2 separate regions of the Homo sapiens genome follow, and region 2 is linked to region 1. Evidence: chromatin contacts called from ENCODE Hi-C data. All regions are on one chromosome and are shown on one strand. Each heading gives the region's core, a stretch centred on a gene start or an enhancer-like site at or near the end of the contact. The rest is flanking DNA. Distances are from core to core; before and after follow the strand shown. Region 1 overlaps HSF2BP (heat shock transcription factor 2 binding protein). Region 2 has its middle 44 kb from the start of LINC00322.

Region 1 (4,919 bases), core at 1,674-4,173:
TGTTCCATCCCTCAACGATTTGAGTCATCCCAGCTAAGGCCCCAGATGTTGGAGAGCAGAAGCAGCAAACTGTCCCTGCCAAGCCTGACCAAACTGTAGACCCACGAGCAAGATAAATGTTAAGACTTTATATTTTGAGGAGGTTTGTTACACAGCAATAGAAAATAGAAACATTACTAATACATCGCTGAAGAAAAAAAATATATATATATGTATCTCATAGCAAGCAACAATGCCCAACACAACAAATGTACTGGTAAATGAAGTCTGTATCATATATCTAGTATTTTAACTGCAAATGCCAATGCTGCATTTCATTAAATATCACTAAAACATGAACTACAAAGTAAAATAAATGTGAATAAATTCCTACACAGCTTCAGTATTTGTCAATCTGTTGGAATTTCTTTGTTTTACATGGTAATTTGTACTTTGCTTACTGATATTTAATCTATCTAGAATGCCTGTGAGTCAATTCAAGGCCTACAGAATTGACTTTGTTACCATCTACCAAAACTAAAAAACTGCCAGTTAATTTTTCTGTTAAAATGATTTTTCTAGGTTCATTTTTCATTAAAAGTGCTTATAGGTAATTCTAGAGATTAGTATAGTAATTACATAATTCAAGAAATGGGGCCAGGTACGGTGGCTCCCACCTGTAATCCCAGTACTTTCAGAGGCCAAGGCGGGTGGATCACCTGAGGTCAAGAGTTTGAGACCAGCCTGGCCAACATGGAGAAACCCCATCTCTACTAAAAATACAAAAATTAGCCAGGTGTGGTGGCATGCACCTGTAATCCCATCTACTCAAGAGGCTGAGGCAGAAGAATCACTTGAACCCGGGAGGCAGAGGCTGCAGTGAGCTGAGATGGTGCCACTGCACTCCAGCCTGGGCAACAGAGCAAAACTCAGTCTCAAACAAAAAAGGAAATAAATCTGGGCCAAGCATAGTGGCTCACACCTATAATCCCAATACTTTTGGAGGCCAAGGTAGGAGGATCACTTGAGTCTAGAAGTTTGAGATGAGTCTTAGGCAACATAATGAGACCCCATCTCTACAAAAATAAAAATAAAAATTAGCTAGGTGTGGTGGCTCATGCCTATAGTCCCAGCTACCCAGGCTGAGGTGGGAGGATTGCTTGAACCCGGGAGTTTGAGGCTACAGCGAATTATGATCAGGCCACTGTACTCCAGCCTGGGCAATTAAAGTGAGACCCCATTTAAAAAAAAAAAGAATCTGGTGTCAATTATTTGTGCTGAAAAGGATATACAGAGTTGAGACGTACTATGTCTGATACTTTTGCTTTAGACTGTAATAGTTTCATCTTATTTTGAGCAAAAAAAGTAATAATAGGGTATTGGCAGAATGATAGACATATAAATCAATGGTAGAATTGAGAGTACAGAAATAAATCCTCACATTTATGGTCAACTGAATTCCAACAAAGGTGCCAAGACAAATCAATGGAGAAATGATAAAAGAATAATCTTTTGAACAAATGGTGCTAAAACAACTGGATATCCACATGCAAAGGAAGGAAGTTGAATACCTACCACACACCATATACAAATATTAACTCAAAATGGATCAAAGATCTGAATATAAGAATTAAAGCTGGCCGGGCGCAGTGGCTCACGCCTGTAATCCCAGTACTTTGGGAGGCTGAGGCGGGCAGATCACGAGGTCAGGAGATCAAGACCATCCTGGCTAGTATGGTGAAACCCCGTCTCTACTAAAAATACAAAAAAAAAAAAAAAATTAGCCAGGCGCGGTGGCAGGTGCCTTAGTCCCAGCTACTCAGGATGCTGAGGCAAAAGAATGGCGTGAACCCGGGAGGCAGAGCTTGCAGTGAGTGGAGATCGCACTGCTGCACTCCAGCCTGAGCGACAGAGCAAGACTCCGTCTCAAAAAAAGAAAAAAAAAAAAGAAAAAATTAAAGCTATAAAATTCTTTATTTATTTTTTTGAATCTTACGCTGTCACCTGGGCTGGAGTGCAGTGGCACAATCGCAGCTCACTGCACCCTCAACCTCCTGAGTAGCTGGGACTACAGGCCTGCACCGCCACACCCAGCTAATTTCATACTTAACAGACTAAAGTACACTGTAAACACAACTTTTATATATGCTGGGAAACCAAAAAATTCATGTGACTCACTTTATTGTGCTATTTGCTTTACTGCAGTAATCTGGAACCAAACCTACGGTATCTCTGAGGTATGGCTGTATTTCAAAATCATATCTCTGATAAGGTACTAGTATATTACAAATACCTCTTACAACTCAGTAACAGAAAGGAAAATAACCCAATTAAAATATGGGCAACAAGGAGTTTCTAGTTCCAAATGGTGGCATAGAAGCAAGTTGGCTTCACTGCCTCCCAAAAGAAAACCAAAAACGAACATACAGCAGCTCCAAGATTATCAGCAGCAATATCCCAGAACTCTAAATATGAGGCTCAGACAGCTCTCACGGCAACAGACAAGTGAAAAAACTCTGAACAGACAGTAAGACAACTGGACTTTCATACCTGTGACACCCGTCTCCATAATGTGCCCAGCACCAAGCGTGAGGAAAATTTCCACAACTCAGTTGCTACACTGGAAAAAGCAGATGGAGGTGAACAACTACTGTCCCACCATCTTAGGTTCCCTGGCAGAAGACCTGTCCCTGCTTCAACCCATGGGAACCACTGTAAGTACCTGAAGGGAAACTATCCCTGAGGATAGCCAGAGGCAAAGTGGGGAAGCAGAACTACTATTCCCAGCCCTGGAAACGCTGCTCTGTAACTTGGCCAGAGAAGACACCAAATCAGAGCGGCTGTTCAGCAGATGCACACAGTAGAAGGTATGTCCCACAGGTCCCCTGGGCACAGACGCCTTGCCAGTATTCCCACACTGCCGGGTTATCCTCTTTGTGACCTCCCCCATTCGGGATGGGCAATACTCTGATGGTTCCCTAGAGCCAAGGTAAACCTGGGCTTAAGGCACCATCTAGTGCCTATAAAGAGGCAGCAACCTAGCAGAAAAAAAGGAAGAAATTCAACAAGTAAATTACAAAGAATCTCTAAGTAAACATATCCAATAAAAAACAAAATAACCCAGACAGACAAGACTGGAATAAATACTCTTTCAATGCAAAGACATAGACATATATCCATAAGAAACAACAGGAAACAGGGAACCACGGCCTCCCCAAACAGACAAAGCAAGGAACCAGTGACTGTCTCTAACAAGATGGCAATATATGAGCTCTCTGACCAAGAATTCAAAATAGTAGTTTTAAGGAAATTCAGTCATCTCCAAGATAACATAGAAAAGTAATTCGGAAATTTGTCAGAGAAATTTAATAAAGAGATTGAAACTTAAAACAATCAAACTGCTGGGCACAGTGGCTCATGACTGTAATCCCAACACTGTGGAAGGCTGAGATAGGGGCCTTGGGGCCAGGAGTTTGAGAACAGCCTCAGCAACACAGCAAGACCCCATCTCTACAAAAAACATAAAAAATTAGCCAAGCACTGTGGTGATCGCCTGTAGTCTTACCTACTCAGGAGGCTGAGGTGGAAGCACTGCTTGAGCCCAGGAGTTCGAGGTTGCAGTGAGCTAGAATTGTACCACCAGACTCCAGCCTGGGTAACAGAGCAAGATCCCATCTCTAAAAAATCAACATCATCATCATCATCATCATCATCACCATCATCACCATCATCATCACCATCAAACAGAAATCCTGGAACTGAGAAACACATTTGCTGAACTGAAAAATTAATTTGAGGCTCTCAACAGCGGAATGGATCAAGCAGAGAATCACTGAGCTCAGAGACAAGCTATCAAAAACACAGAGAGGAGAAAAAGAAAAAACCAAAGGAATGAAGATCACCTACAAGATACAGAAAATTACCTCAAAAGACCCAATCTAAGAATTATGGTGTTCAACAAGGTGATGAGCAACAATAAGGGGTAGAAAGCTTATTCAAAGAAATAACAGAAAACTTCCAAAACTTAAGATATAAATATCCAGCTACAGGAAAACCACAGAACACCAGAGTCAACTTAAATGAGTGTACCCCAAGGTATATACTAATCAAACTCTCAACATTCAGAAATAAAGAGAGAAACTTAAAAACAGCAAAAGAAAAGAAACAAGTAACAAAGGAACTCCAATTCATCTGGTGACAGACTTCTCAACAGAAACTATACAAGCCAGGCTGGGCACAGTAGCTCATGCCTGTAATCCCAGCACTTAGGGAGGCCAAGGCAGGCAGATCACTTGAGGTTAGGAGTTTGAGACCAGTCTGGCCAACATGGTGAAACCCTGTCTCCACTAAGAAAACAGAAATTAGCCAGGCGTGGTGGCACATGCCTGTGGTCTCAGCTACTCAGGAGGCTAAGGCAAGAGAATCACTTGAACCTGGGAGTGGAAGGCTGCAGTGAGCCGAGACTGTGCCACTGCACTCCAGCCTGGGCAAGAGAGCAAGATTCTGTCTCAGAAAAAAAAAAAAGAAGAAGAAGAAACCATATAGGCCAGGAAGGAGTGGGATGATATTTTCAAGGTTCTGAAAGAAAGAAAACACTATATAAGAATATCGTATCCAGCAAAGCCATCCTTCAAATATGAAGGACTAATAAAGTCTTTCCCAAACAAACACTGAGAGAATTTAACACCAACCAGACCTATCTTAGAAGAAATGCTAAAGGAAGTTCCTCAAACTGAAAGAAAAACACACTAACATGCAGAAAGAAAAAAATTGAGGGTATAAAACCCACTGGAAAAAGAAATACTTAAATAATATATAAAATAAATATAAAACACACTGGTACACAGACAACCCCAGAATACTCTAATACTGTACTCATGATGTGCAATCCATGCAAAACTCTAGTGTGAAGCCTAGAAACAGAAACAATCAGAGCTACA
Region 2 (5,509 bases), core at 1,348-3,847, 330 kb before region 1:
GCCCTCAGGAGGCACCAGCCCTGCTGGATTAGGACACTGACACACACAGAGGGATGACCACTCAAGGACACACGGAGAAGACGCCATCTAGAAGCCAAGGAGAGAGGCCTCGGGAGGCACCAGCCCTGCTGGATTAGGACACCGCCACACACAGAGGGATGACCACTCAAGGACACATGGAGAAGACGCCATCTAGAAGCCAAGGAGAGAGGCCTCAGGAGGCACCAGCCCTGCTGGATTAGGACACCAGCACACACAGAGGGATGACCACTCAAGGACACACGGAGAAGACGCCATCTAGAAGCCAAGGAGAGAGCCCTCAGGAGGCACCAGCCCTGCTGGATTAGGACACCGACACACACAGAGGGATGACCACTCAAGGACACATGGAGAAGACACCATCTAGAAGCCAAGGAGAGAGGCCTCGGGAGGCACCAGCCCTGCTGGATTAGGACACCGACACACACAGAGGGATGTCCACTCGAGGACACATGGAGAAGACCCCATCTAGAAGCCAAGGAGAGAGGCCTCGGGAGGCACCAGCCCTGCTGGAACCTTGATCTCAGCCTCCAGCCCCCAGCACTCTGGGAGAATGCATTTTTGTTGTCTGAGCCACCCACCCAGTGTGTGGTTCTTTGTTATGGCAGCTGGAACGAACTAATCCAATATGCCTAGTCACCCAGGTATTGCCCTAGGGACAGAAAATTCACCAACACCCTCTCTATGCACTCTATGAAGAGACCGGACTTTTAAAATGTTTTAAATGCCTTATTCACAACATCTCATGATATTTTTGTTTTCCTCTTTTAATTGCTCTAATCTAATTAATGAGTTTCCCCTAAGCAAAGAGTTCTCACTTTATTGTTACTTTTTGTCTTTTCACTACACGTATGCAACATTTGATCTTATTTGCTATTTGTTTTTAAGAACTTTTCTTTTTTTAAAAAAGTTTATTTATTTAATTTTTATTGAGATGAAGTCTCGCTATGTTACCCAGGCTGGTCTTGAATGCCTGAGCTTAAGTGATCCTCCTGCCTCAGTCTCCCAAAGTGCTGGGATTACAGGTGTGAGCCACCGTACCCAGCCTAAAAACTTTCTTTTCATTTGGAAATAATTTTAGAAACACAGAGAGTTACAACGATAGTCCAGAGAGCTCCTGTAGATTCTATCCCTGCTTTCGCCTAATGTTCACTCTTGATTATTTTTTAGTTTCAAATGTAATCCATGTTGCTTGGAGAAAGCATGGAAAATATTGGAAATGAAGTGGATTTTTAAAAAAAAATCAGTTTAATATTAGCACTAAGACATAAATCCAGTTACCTTTAGGAATCTTTCTTTGCAGCATTTTTTTCTTTTACTTTTCCTTTGAAATAATTATCAGATTACAGGAAGTGGCAAGGAGAGCAGACAGGGCTCTCATGGGCCCTTCACCCAGTTTCCCTGCAACAGCTGCCGCTGATGTCACCATAGCGCTAACTGACACCAGGAAATGGGTATTGTACGATGTGTGCACAGTTCTCCACCATTCGATCGCACGTGTAGATTCATGAAGCCACCGCCCAGTCCAGGGTGTCCCATCACCCAGCTATCTCTCTCGGGCTCCCCCTTGCTGGTCTCCTCCCCCGAACCATCCTCAACCCCTAGCAACCACTCCTTTGTTCTCCAGTGCCACACTTGGTCATTTCGAGACAGTGGTATATACAGAATCAGGCAGAACGTGACCTTTTGGGACTGGCCTTTTTGCTTAGTGCAATGCCCGTGACATCGGGCAGGTGGGTGTGTGCAGTAGCTCACCTCTTCCTACCGCTGTATTCCAGACACCACGGTGTGTTTAGCCGGTCACCTGGTGAAGGACATCTGGGTTGGCTGTGTCCGGTTTGGGGCTGTTATAAATAAAGATGCATGAACACTCGTGTGCCCTTTTCGGTGTGATCAGAAGTTTTTATTTCCTAGGGATAAATGCCCAAGAGTACAATTGCTGGGTCATGGTAATAGACTTAGTTTTTAAAGAAACTGCCAAAGCCTGGCCTACCATCCTTCCCTTCCCAGTGCACCCACAGGAGGTGTCATTTTACATTCCCAGAAGCAGGATATGAGTCTGTTCTGTAATGCACAGATACTACTGATATTATTTTGCTTGCGATCAAATTGTACCTGCTGTTTTATAATGGGCTTGTGTCCCTTGATATGATCTTATGAGCATTTCTCACACGTATTTTCCTACAGCTCCTTTAAAATTGCTGAATAAGGCAGCACGTGGGTAAACAGCCCCAGGGCCCAGTCCCACAGGGCTTACTTAAGCGCGTGTCCACTCCATGGCCGCACCCGTGCATCTGCTGCGGAACCTGGCGGGCACAATGCTAGGGGTGGGGCTGGAGTCACCGAGACTTGGTCCTGCTCCATGGGACTTAGAGCTGGTCCACAGATGAACACGTTGATCACAGACCAGGAGTGCTGTGGGCGAGACTACACAGAGTCCCGAGTATAAGCCGTGTTAGGTCAGGGAGAGTGCCCACCCATGTGATGTCTGGGCTGAGGTCTGGAGAAAATGCAAGCGTTCAATAGGCTGGGGCAGGGGAGGGCTGGCTGTGCGCGCTCTATCTTCGTCAAATCTATTTTATCTAATCATTTGCAAAAGCAAATAACACGAGCTCTCTGTCCCGGGACAGGCACACAGCTGTTGACTTTGTTCACTGTTTTGTGCCCCTCACAAGCATGAACTGGGCATGACTCAGGCATTTGCAGAAAGAATGTCAAATGTCACCCAGAATATCACTGTATACAAGAGGTCTTTGCACACAGCTCCAATATTTTGCTTAGAGGTCAATCTCTGGAAGTTAAATGGCTTGTTGCTGAATGCTGCATACATTTCCAAGGTCTAGATACTGTTCTAAACCTTAGTGACTGCTCATTTACACTCTGGACCCTAGACTTCGGCGAGCACCCTCTCTAGATGGCCACACCATGAGTGTCTCACCAGGGCTCAGGGGCTGCCTATCCCCTTCCCTCCTGAGCTGGGCCCCCAAATCCTAAGGCTGGGTGTATATGGCCAAGTGCAGATGGAGGCAGGCTCTGTTTTCAGGAGCAGGACCTGATCCAAGTTTATTACCAAATTAAATACTCCTCCCCCCTCCTCATCGTAGACCAAGGCACAGGATTTGTTTGGAGCTTGGGGTGGGGAGGGAGGTGAAATGATGGGAGGGTTTCCACATGGGGTGGAGAGGGCAGGGTGCTCCACTCTGCAGCTTACAGATAGAGGCAAAAATCAATAGGGCTTGACTTTGGTGTCCCCCTTCTGGACCTGCAGGTGGATTCCCACCAACTGATCAGCCTTGCCAGGGCTTTCTGGGAGCCTGTCTGGTGGGAAGGAGCTCCCACAGCAGTGGTGATGGAGAAGGTCCCAGCTCTACAGATCCTAGGCCCATGAGATGGATAGAGATGGTACAGAGAGAGGGAAAGGCCCAGAAGCCTCTGAAGGACAGCAGGGCACAGTCTGCCATCTCACCTGGCAGGGGCCCAGGTACCTGAGCACCGAGAGGCAGGTTTGCACTCGGCACCTGTCTCTAAGACTCTCCCAACACACTTACCTTTGTCTTTGCACACTGGCCCTGGGCAGTGTGGCAAGGTGGTTCTGCATGAACACAGGCTTATAGTATCGTGGTCATCAAAGATGGCCCTACCAATTCTCCCTCCCCAGCACAACTGCATACTGCCCCTCACACCGAGAGACAGAGTGTAAATCCCTGATCCTGGATTCCCCATTAATGGCTTTGACTAAAACAATGCAGCAGAAGTGACATCCTGAGATTTCCACACCCAGATCTTAAGAAAACTAGGCTTCCACTTCCTGCAGATGGGAACCTGGCTGCCATACTGTGAGGGAGTCCAAGCAGCCACATGGAGAGGCCCAGTCAGTGGAGGACCAGGCCTCCCACCAGCAGCCCAGCTGAGCTGCTGTAGGAGTGAGGCCATTTGGGACCTTCCAACCATCCCTGCACCCAGTGGCACTGTGGAAGCAGGAGAACCCCCAAGTCAATCTGTTCTGGAGTCGTTTGTTATTGAGCAATGAATAACTGTATCAGAAATTGATGTGGCAGTGTTCTTTTAAGAATAACTTAATTTAGGATTTCAGATTTTGCTCATTTATAAGGAGCATTCACCCAGTTTCCAGAAATGATTCAACTAGAGCCTGGAGACGTGGGTCACCTTCCTCTTGGTGAAGCCAGTGACACTTCTCAGATTGAGTCTGGGCCATTTTCAAAGCAATAGCATCTGGCAAAGGCCCAGTGGCCAGGGCGTCTCCTCCCTGGAGACCCGCCTGATTTCAGTAGCTCCTTCCTGACGCTGTTTTGGGGCCGGTGTGAGAGGCCCCCATGGCTGCCTTGGGAGGGTCCCCACAAGCTCAGGCGGGTTGAGGGGGGCGGCTTCCTGGCAATGAACTTGAACCTTCAGATCAGGGAGGGTCTCCCTTTTCCTCTGGAGCAGGCCCCACTGGAAACCTTACTGCAGTTGGGACTTCCCTGCTGGCCCTTGGCCCTGGAGAGGGGGTGTCCTCCCTGGTGGGTCCCATTGTGTTTGCAGTTTCCAGGCAGTTTCTGGCACACTGGCCTTGGACCCCCAGGCTGGGAGCCATGGCGTGCACACAAAACGACCTTCATCTCCTGCTTCTGCTTGGCAAGCTACCCGGGAGGTTTTATTTTCCACTGAAGTTGCTTCCCGATTATGGGCATCCCTGTCCATTCAAGACCCTTTTCAAAGCCTTGCTAATTGCCCCCCAGAGCCCCACCCGCATCCCAGCAGCAAGCCCAGGCCAGCTGTTCTTTTGATCTCGAAAGGCAAAAGAGGAAGCGGAGAAAGGCTGTTTGCAGGCCAACTGTGCGCACAGGTGTGAGGGAGCTGTCCAGCTTCCACTCCGTCATTTCCCCATGAGATTGGTCTTTCTGGCTTAATCCTCCTCCTGGGCCCTCCCCTGTGCCCCCCTCTCAGAGCTGGATGGTGGCCGCCCTGACAGTCCTCATCACACCCGGGGCTCTCAGATGGGAGCAGGAAGGGCTGGCGCCCCAGCCACCTCGGCCCCTCTTCCAGAGGGTACCACAAGAACCCAGATGGCCACGGCTGTCCCTGTCCAGGCAGCAGTCCGCGTACACAACGCACTCCCCTGAGTGTGATCCCCTCAAACTCCCACGACGCCCACCCGAGGTGAATGCTGCTGTTACTCCCGCTTTCCAGAGAAAACAAACTCAGGGAAGGCACAAAATACATTGCGACTCACAGCCGGCCGCTGGCAGGAGCCAAGGTGCTGCTGGGGCCACGGTGCCCACGGCCCGTGCCCGGGTGCTGACACTGTCCCCACCGCCTTCCTCCCGGCGGCCATGACCCCAATCCACAGCGGTCACCGGCAGGGGCAGTGGTGGACCAGGGCCTGGCTCAGCCTCACTGTGCCAGGGCCCCTCGCCGTACAGAAGGAACTGGGACATCCTCATAGGGTCGGCCGGAGTGTCACAGTGGA

Evidence for each region. A loop is a pair of places that touch in the nucleus more often than their neighbours do. Pooled maps may share reads with other maps.
Region 2: a pooled map shows a loop between it and region 1 (2.0-fold over the local background). The contact joins two enhancer-like sites. A Hi-C loop is called at or near these places in 9 of 50 pooled maps.

Annotation. Positions count from the first base shown.
Region 1 is chr21:43,617,038-43,621,956 of GRCh38, forward strand. The region is part of intron 6 of HSF2BP (heat shock transcription factor 2 binding protein); the gene reads right to left. Among named protein-coding and RNA genes, the nearest start is that of MIR6070, 9.5 kb to the left of the region's middle. Within about 2 kb of position 2,924, at least 3 of the 41 ENCODE cell types and tissues checked have a DNase peak (open chromatin) inside an H3K27ac peak, as active enhancers do.
Region 2 is chr21:43,285,759-43,291,267 of GRCh38, forward strand. No RefSeq gene overlaps it. Among named protein-coding and RNA genes, the nearest start is that of LINC00322, 44 kb to the right of the region's middle. RefSeq lists a silencer at 4,711-5,005. Within about 2 kb of position 2,598, at least 7 of the 41 ENCODE cell types and tissues checked have a DNase peak (open chromatin) inside an H3K27ac peak, as active enhancers do.